Linked DNA regions of Homo sapiens: region 2 is linked to region 1. Evidence: read pairs that join two places in POLR2A ChIA-PET (ENCODE). Cell type or tissue: Panc1. All regions are shown on one strand.

Region 1 (5,000 bases):
CATTCTCCCCTCCCAATGATCACAGCAATTTCTGAATGCAATACAATGCATGAAAGACTGAATGGGCTTCAGTTTACTCACCAGTAAAAATGAAGGCATTTGGCTAAATAATCTCACAGGCTCACAAAATTTAAAAGCTAAGAGACTTTAGGATTACCTGGCCCAGAAGTTTTCAACCCAATCAAATAAAACACACTTTTTATAACAAACATTTTATAGTACTCTACTAATCTGGTATAAAATCCATAGATCATATAACCTGCCCATGTTTTTAAATTAATATAACATGAAAACTGTAATACAAAGGAGAAATGAAAAGAAAATAGCTTACAGAAAATGTTGTGTATTTCAGTATGTGGATACTCTGCTTGATTGCACTAAAGGACAAGGGAGGCTCAGATTCTTGTACCTGTAGAATAACCACGAATGTGATATCACAATGCAGACAGATATAGGTGTGTTGCTTAGTGACTCAAACATCATTAGTGTTTGCTATAATTTGATTTTTTGGAGATTATTAATAACTCTTGGTAAAGTTCTGAGCAAAATAAAGTACAATCTTACCTCTATTTATACACAGTCCTGGAAAATTCAGTGTATATTTTCAGATGTGAAAAATACTATATGTTTATATAGAAAACATAGTCGGATTCCTTGAATGTCCGGCGGGACATGAAAGTCATGCCAGATATGGGCCAGGTGGTCGCTTTGTGGGATTGCCCAGAGCATTGTTTAGCAGTTCTGCACCTGCCCATCCAATGTCACCAGCACCCCACCCCCAATCATTGTGACATCTAAAAAGCTACCTTCACAGATTGCTACCAGCACCCAAGGGGGTGATTCCAACCTCTGCAGAGAATCTCTTTCAAACACTGCATAATTTGAGCAAAATGTGGGGCAAAATCATACAAAAAATTGATATTAGATCTAGGAATGGTAATTTTTTTTAAGAAAACATTGTACATATACATGATCACATAGGTTTCACAATTTATGTGGCTGGTTTCACGCATCCTTGTTGGCTCTGTCTCATTTCCAGTTATGAAAATGACTTGTCTTCTGAGATGCTTTGCTTGTGTCCTTACTTGACAAAGGAGGCCTGGAGGCTCAGAGAGTTGGTGGCAGGCGAAGCTGGAGAATGCAGGCCTCGTGACTGCCAGTTCTGTGCTCTCAGGCTAGCTTCCTCTGGCACTCTCCAAAGTTTGTAGGACGTCACAGCAGCAGTTGTGCTAGTTGCAACACTTCTGATTCTAACTGCAGTGTTTACTTTCAGACCCTCGGCCTTTGCTGCTTACATAGGATTCTAGGATTCGTGATGAAGGCAGATTAAATATTTAGATCCCTCGAACAAGTTAAATTACAATCGGGCTGGATTCCCACTGGGTAATCCCACTTGAACCTTGTGTACTCTGGGGGGAACATGAACTTTACTCATTTCATTCAAAACTCGCATGAACAGAGAGTGAAGCTGGCTCCTCTCCACCTCCCCCGCCCCCACAAAAAAACTGCTTATCTCAGAATGAAAAATCCATCCAGTTCCTTGGAGGATTCGCTTTGCCTTGCCCCATAGCGGACATAGTGTGTGTATTCAGCGGGAACAATTTGCTCATGCCAAGAAACTAGATCCTGTTTGAATGACAGTAGTTATGGGAAAACAATATGTCTACAGCCCACACCAAAGCATGGCTTGTACTTTATGGCTGGCATTGTCCCAGAAGAGAATTGGCAGGCAGCTGAGAAACCTCTCATGGCCACTGGACTCGGACAACCATCTCTACTGCCCTCACTTGCCCTTAACTGCCTATACCCCTTAATTTGGACTTTTGGTCTAGGAGCAATATCTTCCAAGTCAATTTCTGCTCTGTGGCACTCTCGGTAGCTGGGGGAAAGGGTGATTCTGGCTGGCCCTGGACTCTTAACTATTCTCAGAGTCTCCAGAAACATCTTTTATTCTTCTTTCTTTCTCTCCTCTTTTTTAAAGCCTATAGACTCTTTCCGTTTCCTCGGCAGCTCTAAGCTCATCCTGCTCCCTCCCCTAGCTTAGCTCCATACCCCCCTCTCAGGACAGTGGTTCCTTAATGTCCACAGAACCCAGGTCAAGCCCATGTCATGACAGCAGGTGTCCCTTGTTGCTGGGACTTGGACCACCGAGGCCCTCTGGGCTTTGAGATAATTTGTCATACACACTCTGATACATGAGCCGGAGAACTCAACCTAAATTAGTTACAGGTGGGACAGAAGAAACAAATGAAACTGGGCATCAAGATTTCTCCAACTGACACATATAATGTGAATGTGAGAGAAAGCATAGGATCACAGATCCGTAAAGGAAAAAGAAAAGGCCATGGAAAGACAGAGGAAGTTTCTGTCCCAACTTTCCCTGATTACTTGAAATTCTGTGTGTCTGAAGTGAGCCAAGAAAAGCTGCCAAGAAAGAAGTTGTGGAAGATAAGGGCACAAATGCAACATTTAGTTTTCAGTGCTTTGTAAAAGCCCAAAGACTATTGCGTGTTCTTGACAACTGCATTACCACGTTAGATTCCAGTTTTTTTGAATTTGGATGTTTTGGGAGTTTTTACATGGCTAGATTCTTAGCATCTAGTGATAAAAGGAAAGGGACTCTGACAATGCAATTTCCAGTTACAAAATAGGTGTTAGTTCTTATTTAATTATACAATCCCTTCTGCTCTATCAGCTATTGGCAAAGTTTTCTGTGCATTGTCTTAATGCTTTGTGATACAATTCTTTTATGATATAACACATATCCCTTAAATTTGTATTTCCTGCCTTTTCTTCCCGCACTAATTTGAACCATACAAAAAATTGATACAAAAGAGGAGAAACTTCATGCAGGACAAATAAGGATATTCTACTGGGGCAATTCTCAATTAAAGTTAGCATTTTACATAACAATACAGGATATGGCAAAATCAACTCAAGATGCGGTATATTGCGATAGCATTATAACTAACCAAGTCCAGACCTGAATTTTACACCAGTTGTAAATCATGGTGAGAAAAATAAATCTCATGCCTGAGCCAGAGTTTGCTTTCCTTGGATTTGGCAACAAACTATTACTAACTTTGCACAAGATAGGCCACAGGGGAGAAAATAACTACATTTCTTTGAAACAATCCCTGGTTATAAAGGGTAGCTAATTCTCATTTAGCAACCAGCTGGATTTTTAAATAATAATATCACCTTTAATGAAAATTGATACATCTAGCCCCAAAAGAAACTATGTCTAAATGACATTCCTGGAACTTAGAATACAATTTTTTTTTTTTTTTGTATTTTTTTAGTAGAGATGGGGTTTTGCCAAGTTGGCCAGGCTGGTCTTGAACTTCTGACCTCAGTTGATCCACCCACCTCGGCCTCCCAAAGTGCTAGGATTATGAATTTTTTTTGAAGTCCACTATTTATTTATGCCAGTTAGTCAGTTAGTTTATACACATTGCCTTGTTTAAGCTTTTTAGAAGACTTACTAACTAAAGTCCATAGCTGACATTAGGGTTCCTTCTTCGTGTACAACACAAAGAAGGGTTTGTCAAATACACAACGACATGTGTCCATCACTACAGTATGTTCTCTAGTATCATTCTATGATTGATAGAGTAATATAGTATTCTAGATACTATAGAAGAGTTTCACTGCCCTAAAAGTCCCCTATGCTTCATCAACTCATCCCTTACTCCCTTCCCCGAAGGCCTGGCAATCACTGATCTTTTTTACTTTCTCTATAGTTTTGCCTTTTCCAGATGTCATACAGTATACCGCCTTTTGGACTGGCTTCTTTCACTTATCAACGTGTATTTAATGTTCCTCCATGTCTTTTCATGGCTTGACAGCTCATTTCTTTTATCACTGAATAAAAGATACAGATGGACATACCACAGTTTATCCACTCAGTTACTGAAGGGCATCTTGGTTGCTTCCCAGTCTTGGCAATTATGAATAAAGCTGCTACAAACATTTGTGTGCGCAGGTTTTTGTGTGGACATAAGTTTTCAATTCCTTTGGGTAAAAACCAAGGAGATGGATTGCTGGATCATATGGTAAGAGTATGTTTAGTTGTATAAGAAACTGCCAAACTGTCTCCCAAAGTTGCTGTACCATTTTGCCTTCTCATTGCTTAATCTTTTAGCAGCGTTTCAATGTATGTATTTTACCACCTGTTACTCAGATGAACAAACTGAGATTTCAAGAGATTAAATCACTTGCCCGACGTCTCAAAGCAGAGTGAGGACTAATGCTGAGATTCAAATTTGGGTTGATCTGGCTTTAAAGCTGGTGATCATCCTGCTACACTACACTGCATCACCAAGCAAAACCAGCACTGAGCCAGGGCAGAGTCCTTCAATGGTGCCAGTATAGGTAGCCAGCCTCTGCTGAATGTATTAACGTCCCCATCCTGAGCCTAAAGCCAAGCATCAGGGAAATGTCCTATCACACAGCCTGGAAACTTTACTCCTTCCCCTGAACCACAGAGTCACTTTTTTCTTCCTCCTCTGCCCCAGTTCTGGGGAGGGGCTGTAAGGCACTGTGAATCTGGCACAGAGCAGGCACTAGAAGTAGTCATGCCTCAATGCAACTCTAGCTGTAGGCAAAGACAGCCTGCTCTTATTAAACTTTGCATTATCATGCCATGAAACCACAGTCAGTAATGCAAACACTAACCCAAAACCCCAGCATGAGGTTTCAGAATTCAGGGCTTCTTTCAAAAAACTAGACCACCAGCAGCCGGCTGTTCCAGGAGGGGGGGCTAAGGGAAAAGTCACTGACATCCCCTTAAGCCAGAAACAACTAAAGATAACTTATCACAGGCTCATACCTATAAACTAAGGGACTTAGTCACTTGCAAATGCTTCTAGATTTTTAGCTCAAGACAAGGGAGTTTTGCATTGCATTTTCCAGGTGTGATCTGAATATTTCTCATTCTCAGTCTGGCATAAATCCAAATACACTTGTACCTCAGTTAACTGATTGTCACAATGTATAGC
Region 2 (5,000 bases), 230 kb before region 1:
TTATGTGCAATTGAAAGCATCTTAACTGATACATCTCTGCTCCTTTTCATCCTTTCTCATTACTCTCCCCTTTGGAAAGAATCAGAGAGCCCTTTTCACCTGTTCAGTGATGTCAACAATTTTTTAAAAAGAAACAAAGACTTTCATTTCTGGGGTGCTCTTAGGTCCAGCTTGCCCAGGACCCTTCCAGAGCAGCTGTGGTTTATTCCTGTGGTTCTGGTGTAATTTTTAAGAGTACTCAAAAATGTTCTTGGATGGATGATAAATTATTTGGTCACATTATTTTCCTTTTTCAGAGGAAAAGCTTCAGTGTGGATGTCTCTGGAAGAGAGAGAGAGAAAATACACAGCTTTCAAATTCACAATAAAAGGGTAAATGGTGAACCCCAGGGTTTGGGGGGTGGGGTAGGCAGAACTGGAGGGAGCACTTGCCATGAAAGAGGTTCCCTAGAGTAGGGAGGAGGCCCAGAAAGAGCAAACTTGGAGCTCTAAAGGCAAACTGCATGCACTTCCCAGCTTTTCCAGTGACCTGCCCTGCTTCTAAGAGCACGCAGAGCCTTTGTTGGTGTGTTTCTGATCTTTCTCTGCTGCCTTTTCACACAGTCCTAATCCACTTTCTACCAACACCCCTGGGGTGAGTGGAGCCTAAGACTTAGCCAAGAAGTCTGAAACTCTTCCCTGTGGTTTTTGTCTGAACCCAGACAACTCCCTGTTTCTTTCTGAGCTCTTTCCGAGACCATTACAGGATTGACAATGGCAACATACGAAGTGGGTAATGTCACTCTCACTCACGCTATTTCAATTCCTTTCTTTCCAGACTTTTCCAGACCCCTCATAACTGGAAGGTGTGTGGAGTGCACCCCGTCTCCACTCCCTCTGTTGTACCTCCCTCCTGTGGGAAGAAAAGCAATTCACAAACCAGGCAGTTTATCCCTGCTGAACAACACGTTGTTAAATGCATAATTTAGTCTTGATGTAAATTATACAGGCTCATTATCTGTGAGAAAATCTGGCTGCCCTGTGAGCCAGTTAGAATGATGAGCAACGTGCCTGGAGCCCCAGTAGCTGTCCCTGAGGAGTTGAATCCAGGAACAGAAGGAGCCCTTGTGCTCCCAGAGGCAGCACCAGGCATCAGGCCTCAGTTCTAGCCAATCTGCTGGGACTGGGGCTAGGCAGGGGGCCCTGAAAAGCGAGACCCTGCTTCTTGCACAGAGACATGCTTCTTTCTTGCTGCCTTCTGTGCCTGATCATCCAGGTGACTATTAGGGCTTGTGCAGTAGAACAAAGCAGGAGAAATGACTGAGGGGATGCGGGTCACAGGGGACACTTGGCTGGAGTTGGGGAAAGATTGGGCTGGAATCAATGCCTAGAATCCTCATCATTCATAATCTGGATCTGTGGGAAACTGGTAGGCTCCTTGAAGGGGGGACCTCAATGCTGAAAGAGAAGTCTTTTAACTCATTCAGTAATAACTATCTGAGTGCCTACTATATCTTAGGCACTAAACTAGGGTCAGAGGCTACAAGAGTAAACAAAACACAATTGTTGTCCCTAGATGCTTTCAGTTTACTGGGAATTTCAGACAAGATAACAGGTAGTTACAAAGGAGTATTGATGTCACTGGTAAACACACACACACACACACACACACACACACACACACACACGCACATTAAAAATTACCCAGCAAGATGTCTGTGTGTCCTTCAGTGTCATTCTAAAGCCTTGTCTAATGGGCCAGCCCAAGCGTCATCTGAAATCCTTGATTTGGCTCACTATCACAAATTCTTATGGTCTAGATCCTGAAAAGTTAGATCTTAATTTGTAGGAAATTGATAAGTTGCAAATGATTTTTGTCTGGCAGAGATGTAAATGATTTCTCTCCATTGGAATAAACAGTTCCAAAGGGTTATAATTGTGTTGCTTCTAGGACATTATTCAGTTTTGTACCTAGGTCAGCAGTCTTACTTCAGCATCCTTGCTTTCACTGACTATTCTGTATATACTCAGCTTCTTATAGGTTCCTTCAATCCAACTTTATCATCCTGCTGGTTCTCTCATTAACGAGTTAAATAAATCTTTGGCATAGACTTTGATGTATTTGCATGAGAGTCACACCTTTAACTTTTTGGAAATTATCATCTGACACCTTAGAGGTAAGACCACCTTAGTGGTAAGGGGTAAAAGACAAGAAACATGAAATCCAGTCTTAGGGGTTTAGGGAAGATTTCTCAGAGAGGGCATCTAAAGTCAGATATGAAGGACAAAGGAGTTAGCTAGGCAAGGATGGATGCGGGAAAGTGTACTAGGTGGGAGATTAGTATACACAGAGGCCAGAGATGAGACAGTTGCATTAACACTAGAAGCCCAAGAAGGTGAGCGGTGAGCAGCAGGGATGGAGAGGTAAGGAACGGTCAGACTGGAATGGACCTCAGTGCTATGCCAAGGAGCTTGGTCTTTATAAAGAGGGCACTGTAAGTCATTAACAAGTTTTTAAACAGGTGCAAAATGTGGTTGGATTTGGCTTCTGGGTTCACTGTCTTGTAAGCCAGGTGGGAAACTCATTCATTGTAGACTAATTGTAGCCTGCTGAGGTTGCTTCTAAGATTCCTATGTAATTCTGGTTCCCTCCAGTTTGCTCTACAATTAAAAGACATTGGTGAATAAATTTATGGACACAATTCCTATACGTTAGCTGGAATGCCCAACAATGGATATTTATCATGTTTAAGGTTTTCCTTTTCTAACCTTGTCAAAAATATAGAGAAAGCAGAAGTGCAAAAAAAAAAAAAAAAAAGTGCAAGGCTCACATATTTTAAAGTGAAATTCTCAGCAACGGACAAATCAGAGCTGAAGGGGAGACTCCAGAGACCAGCTATTAGATGAAATTGCTTTGGTCGGAAAGGTTGCTGCCTTTTTCAAGTTTCCTTAGCCAGATGTTTCCGCTTAAGCAATAAATTGTGAAACATTTTTGCATTTTTGGCACAAGGGATCATTTATTCGGTTATGACGTAGTTTGCAGAGGACTTTTCAGCATTGATAGCACTTTTGTTTCTTGTCCCACTTAATTTTCATAAGAGCCTGTGAGGCAGAGAGGCTGTCTGCTGCCATGTCCATTTTATAGATGGAGAAGCCAAGGTCCAGAAAGGGTCAGTGGTTTGCTCAGCCACCACTACAAATTAGTCAGAGCCTGTAAAAGGAAGATCTTGTCACCATAGCCTTGTCTGACACTACCATGGAAAATTTTACCTAGTGGGTTTTTAATAAATGCAATGAAGTGTTCTTAATATGTATCAAATTATATAATTATACATCTATATGCTTACTGTTGATTAAGGCCACTAAATTGTAACCTTCATTAAGGCAGTTTTCAATTTTCTGTTGCTGTATAACAAATGACCCCAAAACTTAGTAGCTCAAAACCAACAATTAATTAGTTTTCATGATCCTATAAGCCAGGAATTTGGGCATGGCTCAGCTGGGTGGTTCTTCTGTTCCACATGGTGTCAGCAGGGGTCACTCAAATATATTATGCTAGTGATTGGGTTGGACTATAAGATGGTTAATTTTATGTGTCAAATTGCCTGGACCACAGTGCCCAGATATTTTGTCACACATTATCCTGGTGTTTCTGTGAGGGTACTTTTGGACATGATAAACATTTAAATTAGTAGACTTTGAATAAAGCAGATTGCCCTCCATCAGATGGGTGGGCCTTGCCCAATTAGTTGAAGGCCCAAATCAAATACAAGACTGACTTTACCAAAACAAGAAGGAATTCTCCAATAGATGGCCTTTGGACTTGAACTGCAATATCAGCTCTTCCCTGGGTCTCCAGCCTGCTGGCCCACCCTGCAGATTTTAGACTTACCAATCTCTATAACTGCATGAACTAATTCTTTAAACCTCTCTCTCTCTCTGTATATATGTATATGTATATGACCACTCCTTCTTTACACGTCTAGCTTGGGCTTCTTTGCAGCATGGTGGCCTCAGAGTAGTCAAACTAATACATGGTAGCTGGGATATAAGAAAAGTGAAAGCTGCCAGTCCTCTTAAACCTTGGACTTTGAATCTCAGAATATCCCCTCTAATGTAATGTATTCATCAAAGCAAGTCACACACCAGCTCAGATTCAAGGTGAGGGTAAATAGATTCTACCTCTTAATGAGAGGATTGACAGAGTCACATTGCAAAATACATGAGGGGTGGAAGATACTATTGCAACCATTTTTGCAGGGACCGTGTTTTATTCTTAATGTATTTCCCAAACTCTTAAGAGTTTTGGGGAATATTTAATGTAACAATGTATACAAAGAGCTGAGCACAACAAATATTCCTTAAATAACTGTATGTATTCATTTGTGGATAGATGGATGGTGATAGAGTTTGGATATTTGTTCCCTCCCAAATCTCATGTTGAATTGTAATTCCCAGTACTGGAGGTGGGGCCTGGTAGGAGGTGTTTGGCTCATGGAGGCGAATCCCTCAGGGCTTCATGCTGTCTTCCTGATAGTGAGTTCTCATGAGATCTGGTCATTTAAAAGTGTGTGGCATTTCCCCATCCAATTTGTCTCTCGCTCTTTCTCTCCTGCTCCTGCTTTTGCCATGTGTTGTGTCGGCTCCTTCTTCACCTTCCACCATAATTGTAAGCTTCCCGAGGCCCCTCTAGAAGCTGAGCAGATGCCAGCATCATGCTTCCTATAAAGCCTGCAGAGGCTTAATTGGCCTAAAGAGCCAATTAAATATCTTTTCATTATAAATTACCCAGTCTCAAGTATTTCTCTATAGCAACGCAAGAATGGCGTAATGCAGATGGAAAATGTGCCCAGGGTGTGTGATTGTGACTCACAGACTCACAGGTGACCCCAATCGTTACTACACCTCATGTCTACCCATAGATAGTCCTTTGAGAAACAAGATAGGGCTGTAGTTAAGAGCTTGGGTTTTGAATTCAGACCACAGGGCTCCAGATTCAGTCTCCACTACTTGGGAGCTGTG

The links. Peaks named below come from ENCODE experiments on the same cell type or tissue, not always from the same donor. Only the 100,000 strongest peaks of a DNase experiment are listed, where the experiment ranks them.
Region 2: POLR2A ChIA-PET joins it to region 1 with 13 read pairs; 4 of 35 experiments call an interaction of 5 or more read pairs at or near these places.

The regions. Positions count from the first base shown.
Region 1 is chr12:93,810,813-93,815,812 of GRCh38, reverse strand. The region is part of intron 2 of CRADD (CARD and death domain containing adaptor protein); the gene reads right to left. Among named protein-coding and RNA genes, the nearest start is that of CRADD-AS1, 75 kb to the right of the region's middle. In Panc1, no CTCF peak of the experiment used is centred here; no DNase peak of the experiment used is centred here.
Region 2 is chr12:94,038,120-94,043,119 of GRCh38, reverse strand. LOC105369913 (a long non-coding RNA gene) reads right to left here and starts at 4,611. Exons shown (of 4, transcript XR_945223.3): 1 at 792-4,611; 2 at 100-321. In Panc1, no CTCF peak of the experiment used is centred here; no DNase peak of the experiment used is centred here.